2 separate regions of the Homo sapiens genome follow, and region 1 is linked to region 2. Evidence: read pairs that join two places in POLR2A ChIA-PET (ENCODE). Cell type or tissue: A673. All regions are shown on one strand. Each heading gives the region's core, and the rest is flanking DNA. Links, peaks and the distances in the headings are about the cores only.

Evidence for each region. Peaks named below come from ENCODE experiments on the same cell type or tissue, not always from the same donor. Only the 100,000 strongest peaks of a DNase experiment are listed, where the experiment ranks them.
Region 1: POLR2A ChIA-PET joins it to region 2 with 5 read pairs; 2 of 35 experiments call an interaction of 5 or more read pairs at or near these places.

Annotation. Positions count from the first base shown.
Region 1 is chr11:108,730,965-108,736,349 of GRCh38, forward strand. All of the region lies in intron 13 of DDX10 (DEAD-box helicase 10), which reads left to right. The region is part of intron 2 of LOC124902750 (a long non-coding RNA gene); the gene reads right to left. Among named protein-coding and RNA genes, the nearest start is that of DDX10, 69 kb to the left of the region's middle. RefSeq lists an enhancer at 2,808-2,927. In A673, for the core only: CTCF peaks have their summits at 4,213 (motif pointing left) and 4,427; DNase peaks (open chromatin) are centred at 2,787 and 4,177; H3K4me3 peaks cover 951 bases; H3K27ac peaks cover 1,774 bases.
Region 2 is chr11:108,982,846-108,988,230 of GRCh38, forward strand. No RefSeq gene overlaps it. Among named protein-coding and RNA genes, the nearest start is that of DDX10, 320 kb to the left of the region's middle. In A673, for the core only: no CTCF peak of the experiment used is centred there; a DNase peak (open chromatin) is centred at 3,356.

The DNA of each region.
Region 1 (5,385 bases), core at 131-5,130, 250 kb before region 2:
TTCTTCCTGTACATTCCCTAGTACTGTGCACAAACAGTAGAGTTGAATTTCGTGGTTCTCCAGTTGAAATAGAAAGGCTAATTGCCGTTTCTTTTTTTTTTTTTTGAGACGGAGTCTCGCTGTGTCACCCAGGCTGGAGTGCAGTGGCCGATCTTGGCTCACTGAAACCTCTGCCTCCCAGGCTCAAGTGATTATCCTGCCTCAGCCTCCCGAGTAGCTGAGATTACAGGCACGTGCCACCACACCCAGCTAATTTTTGTATTTTTAGTAGAGACGGGGTTTCACCATGTTGGCCAGGCTGGTCTCAAACTCCTGACCTCAGGTCATCCACCTGCCTCAGCCTCTCAAAGTGCTAGGATTACAGGTGTCAGCCACCATGCCCAGCCCTTTTTTGAACTACCTCACCTAGTCTTAACTTCACCTGTTACCTACTTTCGAATTTTAAAAATTAATACTTATTTTCACTCGTGTTAATATCTTTTGATTCTTCTCCATGTTTTTAAGCAATTGGTTTTGAATGTGACCCTGCAACCGTGATCTCAATTGGGTTTCTTTTTTTTTTTTTTGAGACAGAGTCTCTCTCTGTCACCCAGATTGGAGTGCAATGGTGTCATCATGGCTCGCTGCAGCCTCGACCTTATGGGCTGAAGTGATCTTGAATTGCTGGACTCAAACCATCCTCCTGCCTCAGCCTCCCAAAGTTCTGGGATTATAGGTATAAATCACTGCACCCATCCTGGCTTTCCATTTTATCCTTTACTTTTGCATTTCATATTTTAGTGTTGTATGCATCCATCAGTCACTGGAGGCTGCTTTTTTCCTTTATTACCTATTTTTAAGGATAGACGAGATATAGAAAAATCAAATCATACATAAAATGGGAATAATACTATCATTTGCACATATAAATGAGTATATTCCCTGTGGGAAGACTAAGCACTTTTCCAGACACTGCTGACTTTGTTGAAATTTTTGTTGCTCATGTTTTAGAATTGTCTTTGTAGACACCATACCAGACACAGAAGGGAACTGGCTTTGTTACTTATAACTTATCCTCTTTATCTTGATTATCTTTTTTTCCCTTTCTTGTCTCTCTGGAAAAAGAAGATTTGTACAAGAACCAAATTGAAACTTGGAGCCAGTAGGAACCCATTGGATTGTAGATTTTATGGAATATGTCTAATAATCATATCATTATAATTAAGACCATAATTATTTGGCATTTTACCATATACTGAACACTTTCTGCATAAGTTCTCATTTTTCCTTATGACAAGAAAGGTAGCTATTAAAATTTCGGAGGAGGAAAGGAAGGCTTTTAAGTGACTTGTCCAAGGTCACAGTGGTGAAGTTAGCAGTTAAACCTATTTGTGATGCTAAGTCACATTTTCTTTCTCTGCTGTCGTGCCTACCATTATTTGTGTGTAGTTTGCTTTCTGTAATTGGGTAATGTCAGTGTAATTGACAGTATTGTAAATAATTTTGGGCTACTCATTGTGTGCGCACACTTGGAGTATAAAATGAATGTTTGCCTTTAGACTTCGGCGTAAATGGAGACGAGAGGTACTGAGTGCCAGGTGCAAGCAAGGCCTTCTGGAATGCTGCCTTGTCACAATCCTTTTCTGTTTGACGAGATCGATGCAGTGAAGGACAACAAGATTTTCTTAGCAGTGGAGAAGTGCCACGAGTGATGAAGCAATAAGACATGTGCAGGAGAGAGCGCAGGTGTAGTGATCAGGCACAAAGGCAGTAAGAGATGGCTGGTTGACCTCCCACCATAGGGAAGAACCTTGTTTTGGCTAATTGTCTTGTTGGGTGTTCAGAAAGTTGACCTCCAGGGAGACAGTGTTAGATAAGAGCATGAACATACAATTAAAATGATTAAATTAAAATTTATTTTTGGAACACTTATTTCCTTAAATGTGAGAATGAAATCTCTAAGCATATGCTTTCTTTTCTTTTTCAGTTTAAACCTTTTTAGAAATGAGACTGGGTAGATTCCATTTTAGCTCAACAAATGTCCTTTTAAAGCTTTCTTAAAAGTAAACATAGGTCAGTTTTAATTAAGATTTGAATGATACCCATAGATTATTCATTGTACCTTAGAGTTGATTCCAGATCCTGTTTACATTGATTTAGTCCTACTTTTTTTTTTTTTTTTAGTAGCTTTTTCTTTTTTTAGTACTGTAAGAACTCACTGTTGGTGTTAAAACACAGATTAGCTAACTTTGAAGCTTATAAGTATACTCTTATAAAAAGATTCCAAGTTCCAAATCAAGATTCTCCTATGTGGGAGCTAGGATGTTTCTGCCTCTTGTCTCTTCACTTTTTCTCTTTCTCTCTTTTTCCCTCCTTTCAGCAGCAGTTACCTAACGGATGCCAGGGACTGTGTTAGGTACTTAGTGACTTTTAGGAACTTGGACTAAGTATTTGTAAAATAAGTACTGGAAAATGATTAACATCTATCAATTTTTTTATAACTTACCATGCACTTTGACTATCATATCTCACTTATTTAAATTCTTACCACAGCCTTGTGTAGTGTTGTTGTCATGTTACAAGTTCAGACACAGGCTTTGACAGGTTCACTTACTTCCTTGCCTAATGTTGCATAGTTAGTGAAGCGCTAGCACTGGAGTCTGTACTTAGGCCCCTCTGACTTGCCTCGGTATGATTGTGCTTGCTTTGATTCCCGTCATTTCTACATTTAGTGGTGGCTTTTAGTGTTCCATTTTCACTTCCCACTTACACTGCCATTCTGCCCCCAGATTCTTATTACCTCATTCTTGGCTCGGGGGGATAAGCTTCATAATTGGTTCTCGTTGTTCTTCTGAGTCATCTTCCTGTGAACCTTGGTCAAATTAGTATTTTTTTTCAAGTGGTTTACCTTCCATGCTACCCTTAAGTTCACCCTTGCAGTTGGGTTTTGTAAGCTAGCCCCTATCCTATTGTCCTGCGAGACCATTCTTCCCAGTTTCCACTTAAACAGTGAAGGATTCCTTCCTGGATTATTTTCTTCCCACTCCAGCATTTCACATCTTTCAAGATGCAGTGCTTATCTTGTCTCTTCTTTGAAGCCATCCCTTACTTCTTCAACCCACTGACCTCTGGATTCCAATGGTCTATTTTGCTAGTATTTTTTTCTTTTTCTTGACATTTCATAATGTAGCCACATGTCTCTTAATTTTTATCTCTTCCATACCTGGTGATTTGTGTTCAGGGGCCTTATGTAATGTTCAGTTGACTTAAACAGAAGGAAGAACTCTAAAGTCAAGACTACTGTACTCCGAATTTTTGCTACCATGAAGTGAAACAATGGTAGCATGATCTCAGATGTTGCCAGCTGAAATAGTTTGGTATATATGCTCATTTGTCTTATAGGTGTCTTTTCTGTTTTTTGGCATCCTGTGCTTAATTCTTTTTTTGTAATCTAAGCTTTGTTCCAATTCAAAAGGAGTTGTTATTGTGTAACATGAAGCTTAGATGCATATATTGAGTTGCTTTATGTATTTTTTTTCCTATTTGAGTTTGGTATGCAGATGACTTCCTGAGGATGTAAATTTTCAGTGGAAAGCTTAAAGCTGGTTTTGGCATGATGTTTATTCTGTAACATGCTGAATCATTATATCAAATATTGAGTCGTTTTCCTTTATCTCCTTCTTTTATACAATATTCAATATTTATAACATCTGCTAACTACTGAATTTTTAAATCTACTTTTGTGGTTGAAGTTTAAACAGCTACTTTTACAGGCCGTATTTATCTTTATTTTAAGGTAGTTACACAGGTAATGAAAGAAATGTGAAATAGGACAGGCTGTTCTTGAAGGTCATGTGAATTGCCCTTTGAACTTGTTATATGATTAGAAATAAGGAGTTTTCAAATTCATAAACAAGTGCTTGTTTATATGGCTCTAACAAATATAATTGTACAACACTGCTAATATGGCAGATTAGTTTCCAGAAATGCTGTTCATAAGACCACTTTTTAAGTCTCTAAGCAGTGTGTGTATCTGTACCTGAACTTGTTAATGGGAGGACTGTCTTTGTGATGGCACTGGATTCAACTTTCACATTTCTTTTCAACACTTTTAAATTGTCCAAGCAAATTTTTGTTTTGACTTTGTTCTTTTCAATGCATATTTTGAAACACGGTTTCAAGTCCAAGGCAACATCTGAGGCTAGTGCCATCTGTTGGTGACAGTTAGAATTAAATCACTTTTGCTTTGATGCGAAGCTTTGTTCTTTACCATGAAAGTGTACATTTTAGGTGAAATGCCGGCTTATTAAGTGAAGACTTCATGAAGTTTTTAGAAAAATTTATTCAGCAAATATTTGAACACCTGCTGTGTGCTAGGCATTGAGAGCTGTTAGCAAAACCAACAGTATTCCCTGTGCATTAATGGGTGGGATGGACAAAAAATGAATATGTGTGCTATGGTAGGGGCAAGATGAAGCAGTGTAAGGGGGATATAGAATTCAGGGAAGGTGGGTGGCATGCTGCAATTTCAGATAGAATGATCAGAGGTGGTCACCATGGAGGGTGTATAAGGCACTCTTCTGTTGTTGCTGGATCATGAACTTTAGAGGTTTTAAGCATTGAAAATATTATTGTTCCTCCTCCCCCATAGGTAATTTGAAATGAAAACAGTATGAAACTTGAAAATAGTAAGAAAGTCCTGAAGTTATTTTCTCCATGATGGCTACTTCACTGCTTTTGTTGAAATAAATTATTTCAAGAACATTAAAAAAAAAAAGTATTCCAGCTTTACTGGTTCTCTGAGCATATGTGTAAGCTGCCAGTTGGTTTATTGAACACTGAGAGCTAGGCACTCTAGGGGGAATGTGAAGATAATTCAGACCTTCTTTGAACCTTGCACTAGCAGGTTGATTGGTTAGAGCAGTGGCACTTCAGTAAATTAAGTGGGAACAGGGATGTCTGCATATTAAGAAATGCCTATTGTTTAGTGAAAGTGAAGTATAAGTATAAACTTACTTATAAAATAAGTGTAAGATTAGCATACAGATTTCATGATGATTTAAATCTTAAGTCTTTAGGACAGTGTTTCTCAAGCCGTCTTTGCTGAAGGGTTAATGTTGTAATTTTGAAGCAATCACAAACCAATGACTTTGTAAAATATATTAAAGTTAAAATATGAGAAAAATGAACCCCTCTTTGCTTCCCTAGTTCTTTTTTTTTTTTTTTTTAACCTTTTTGCTTCTTCCTTTGTCTCCCTCTAGGTTGGATTATTTTATCTTTTAATAATAAAACCTCATTCTGTATTCTTCTGTTTGTTTCTTCTGTTTATATGGCCATAAAATTATACAGTGTTGTGGTGTGTTTTTGCATGTGTGAGTGTGTGTATTCGTAACATAGTGAATGTTT
Region 2 (5,385 bases), core at 323-5,322:
AGACCAGCAGACTCTACATAGGCCTCTCTGAAGGGTCTCAAATCAGGCCCAGAGAGTTTTGTACCTGCCTGTCCCATCTATTGCATTGTCTACCTTCAGCATCCATGAGTTCCTGAGTGCATTTTTGTTAGGACCTTGGTCCCAAGCAGATTCAGATTCCTGTCTTTCAAGGGCACTGGAATGGCTAGGATGGGAAAATGACAGCCTCTTTGGGGCCAGTGATGGTCCAGTAGAGGGGCACAAGAGGAAAGATGATTAGAAGGTGAAATAGAGAGGATACATTGGTCACTGTGCAGGTAAGGCAGGTTGGGGGGAAAGGGGGAGTCATGGGTGTTGCCAGGTTTTTGCCTTGGGCCACTGGGTAGGCAGCATACACAGGAAAGGACCAGCCTTAAGGGCAAATATAAAGGAAGCTGGCATCCATGTGTGCTTCCCATATACCACCCTTTCTTGAGATGTTACACAACTTCCTGTAGGCTTTTCTGGACCACATTATCAGGGAAGAGTTTGCAGTGGCCCTCAGGACCCTTTACTGAATTTTAACCAATTGTAACATAAAAGCTAAAAGATGGATTGGTTCATGTTTTTCATCACACAATGTGTCTGTGTTTCATGAAGCTCATTTATGGCAACGTGTACCTTTGCTGGCTGCCATGAGTGTTTTTCTTCTGTGAATATTGTTTCTTTACATATTTATATTTATCACATTTAATCACACATACAAGGCATTCTCCAAAATAGTTTCTTAAAAGGCAACTTAGAGACATATTTGGAAATGAAATTGAGAGGCAATTTTTTTTTTTTTAGCTTTTGCTTTTTATGTAACGGGACTAATTTTTCTCGAGCCTTGATTGTCTCAGCCACTGGTTCCCATACACAACTGCTCATCAAGATCACCTGGGAAGCTTTTAATAGACACAGTTTCTTGCCATGACACCCTCTCCCAGGGGGTTCTGATTCACTGGGGATGTGGCCTCTGCAATTTAAGTTCGTCAGAAAATTCCGATGAGCAGGCAGGTTTGGGAATCACTCATCCGAGCCACAGTCTCCAGATTTATAACCCTAGCTTTGGATGCATCAGCATTTTATTTTCTTTGAAGAATACATGGGCATTTTAGGGTAGAAGTAAATGGTGTTTATTAACAAAAACTAATATTAAATTACTGCATACTTGCTATTGGGATAGGTTCTTTTTAAATAATTATCTTACTTAATGTTATCCTCACTGATAAGTTATAGAGCATCTTCATGTTCCAAAGCCAAGAAAATGGAAACTAAAAGAGGCTGAAGAAATCTTTGAATGACTAGTTCAGGTGATCAAGTGGAGGAATGTAGTTAGAACTGAAATATTTCTGACTCTAAAAGGAAGCCTGTCTCTGAGCCACTACCCTGGGTTGCCAGTTTGTGGGATTAGTGATGCTTCCAGAATTTCTCAGTTGCTTTTTGCCCTTTGGAGAAAAGATGCCTTCCTCTGTTATGAGTGGGAGGGCAGTAAGTCAAGGCAAACACATCCTACAATTGCTGAGCGCTCTAGTGAAGAAAAATGTTGTTATTTCCCTGCCAAAAGAACTAGAGAGAAGAAGATCCTTGTTAGGAAAGACAAAAGCAGAGAACAAAAGCAAAACACAGAATGATGCTTTCCTCCTAGACACTTGAACCCACTAAGATCTTTTATTCTTATCTTTTTATCAGAGTCAGGATTGATTTAAGTTTATTAATGATAAATAACATCTTTTATTGCACAGTTAATGTATCCAGTGAAACTATACCCATATGATGCTTCTGTTTGCATTGTCATAAATCAATGAGAGACTGTTAATAGTAGCACTGGCTTAATCACTCTGATGCCTCTTGTTGCTAATGGGGATTGTAAAAATAGAGGTGTGAAGCAATGTGTTTTCTGAAACTTGTCAGGCTTGAATGGAGCAGAAGCATGGGCCTGGAAAGCAAGACCCATAACAGCCTTTGGGATGAGGATGTGATGATAACAGCTTCCATCACTTTGCTTTTGCATGGCTGTTTATGAAGCATTTTCCTTTAACCTTCCAAGAGTCCTGGAAGGCAGGAGTTTTGTCCTCCACCCTACAGGTGAGGAGACCTAGGCAGACTCCTGGTCCAGAGCTTTCTCCTCACTCTGGGCCCAGACGGACCTGTGCCACTTACATTTGTTCTTTGGAGCCCACTGATGCTTCCCAAAGACTTCTGGAGCCTGCAGTTTTTCAAAGGGCCAGATGCAAAATGAGGTAGGCTGAGATTCCAGGGCAGCTGCAGGCTGCACAAACATACTTCAAGCATTGGTTAAAAGGAAACGGAGAAGCAGAATGGTCATTAAGCACCTCAGAGGGGAATTTGCCATAAATTCTCAGCCTTTTCAATAGCTTGGCTTTATTAGGGCATGAGCCAGTGATATTTTTCTTCATTTCCTAACTTAGTGCTCACACAAGGATTATTACTTTGTAATATTTAGTTTTCTTGGCATTGTAGCTGAATTAAATGAAGACCAAGTGAGAGCTGGAAGGAAAGAACTCCTCCCCTCTGATCTACCTTCTCAGCCCAGTTTCCTGTTTTTAATTAACACAGTGGCGAACGTAAGAACTGACCCACATGCTGTGGGCCTTCATAGAACCAGGACAGGCCTTGCAGAAATGAAGAAAAATATCATTTAAAGTGTTTCTTAAATTGGATTGCTCCTTTTTTTTTTTTTTTTTTCTAGCAGGCCTGTGTGCCAGGCACCCATGTGATTTTCTTGTTAGAAATAGGCTGAGTGGGGGAGGAGAGACATGCAGAATATTTTTTTTTCTTTTTGTGTGTGTGTGTGTGTTTTATTAACTCTGGAGTGCGTTAATTTCATCACACTCCCAATTCCAATTTATCTGCATCTCTGAGACTAACTGGCAGCTGGAGCTGTGAGTGCTGGGACCAGGTGGGGCTAGAGGCTCTGTAGAATTTAGACAGGAATTTTACATCAGAACTAGACACAGATTTAGTAAGAGTGTGGGGACAACCATTGGAGTTCTATGGAAATTGGCAAGCAGTTGATCCTGCAAATGGCTTGGCCCAGAGAAATCTCAGTACCCCAGGAAGAAGGATGACATCATTCTTGTGGACACTTCTGGTTCCCCTGGTGCCTAAGAGGCCAATAAAGAGCTGAGCACTGGTCCAGCAGCCTCTCTCTTTGAGGGTCCTGGGGTGCCGGGCACTTTCCTCCTGCAGCCTTGGCAGGACCTGCAACCTGCCTGCTTTTGTATTACCAGCCCTTGGAGAAAGAGACTCTGTCCTGTTTGCCATCAACCAGACCTGATCCCACTGAGCCAACAGAGAAAAAGAACATGCATCTGAAAGATCCTACCAGCTGGAGAAAGATGAGTCACAACCAACAGAACACAATCTCAGCAAAACAGAGCTGTTGGAGGAAATGAGTAAAAAAGCAATAAGAAAACCTAAAGAAATTTAAGTGCATTTCAAAAGGACTTTCTAAAGGAAAGAAAAGTCGTCACCAATTTAGTAGATGTAACTGAAGGAGTTAATGGTCACTGTTGAGGGCCACCCATGTTGGTGGCTTAGAGGATCAAAGCACAGAGCAAAATCCGATGGAAATCATGAGAAAAAAGCAGATAAAATCATGAGAAAAAATGAGAGAGAGACTGGGAGAATGGAACCAGGGGACAACTTGGAATGAATAGGATTTACAATAGGATACAAAGGAACAGTTAAAGAAGAGGCAATAATTAAATATATAAGAAAAATTTCTGAAAAGACTTGAGTCTATATATGGAAGGGTCTAGCCAAGTTCCAGGTCAGGTTGATGAAAAAAGTGAGACCCAACATACTCTACTAAAAATTCCTGAACTCTAAATACCACAAGAAAATCCTGTAAGTTTTTAGACAGGAAGAACAGATTACTTATAAGGGAATAAGAGGAAGATTAGCATCAGACTTCTCATCTGGAAGCTAGAAGATACTGGAGTGAAAACTATAGCAACTACACAACCTAAGAATCCAATGTCCAGCCAAGATATTCCCCCATCAAGGCCAAAAAAAAAAAAAAAAAAAAAAAACCCAAAAAAACAAAAACAAACAAATGAAAAAACCAAACAAACAAACTACCATGATTTGAAGACATGCAATCCTCTAGCGTATATTTCACTCCCATTCACTATCTCAGCAAAATACTTGAAAAAGACTCAAAACAAATAGCAAATGAACTAGACTGGGAAGAAAATGAAGTGGAGAGGAAACAGTATTGAGCAAAGAACCTTGCTCTCTGTAGATCCTGAACCAGTAAGCAGTCTGCATCCCTGGAGCTGGAAGTGTAGGAGCAGAGAGGAGACCAAGACTTGGAGAAAGAATTTCCAATGAAAATAGGCCGCAAAACTAAACAGGTTCTTAACTCAGATTTATCTAATAGTTAAAGAAAGATAGTTGCAATGTTAAATAAACTTTTCTATATCGTGAAAAAATGAAGAAGATGTTAATTCACTTTATAATAGAGTCCATCTTATTTTAATACTCAGCTCTAATAAAGTATAATTGAAAATTTAAAAACTATAAATCAATCTAACTTAAGAGTACTGATGCAAAAAATAAAATAAACAGCAGATAGAATCTAGTGGAGTTTTAAAAGAATACTGTACTGTGATCTAATAAGATTTATTTTAGAAATGCAAGAAAAGATGGATATAAATATCTGTATCAGTATAACTCTAACGAACAAATGGAAAGAGATTAAAAGAGCTAACTGAAACAGAAAAATTACAAAATTACATTAGTAGATTTTGGAAAGGCATTTTATAAAATTCTTATAAAAGACAGTTAAGTAATACAGGAATAGAAGTAAACAACCTAAATATAATAAAGATCAGTCATGATACCTACCAGCAAGTATTACCTTAAGTGACAAAACACTACATCTATTTCTGTCAAAATCAGGCACTGAAAAGGAATATTCTCATCATCATTATACAACATTGTGTTGGAGTGGTAGTGAATGAAATAAGTCAAGAAAAGAAGTATGCATTTTTTTTAACCTTTCAAAGTCCCCAAGACTCTACTTTTAGATATTAAAAAAGGCTACTCAAGTTAGTAAAATAATTTTGTAAGGTAGCTGGAATAAGATTCATATACAAATACTAAAACTTGTCTTTTTTAGTAAGTAAGAAGTCAGAAATGGAAAAAACTCATTTATAACTTTAAGTACTAAATGAATATATTAAGAAAGACACAGACTTAAATGAGGAAAGCTATACAACCTTATTGAGGGACACACAACAATATCTAAACATTTGGAAAGACTTTCTTTTTCCAAAGGAAAACATTTAGTACAAAAGTAATTTCTTCAAAAATTTATGTACAAACTTTAGGTAATTTCTGTCAACATCCCAACAG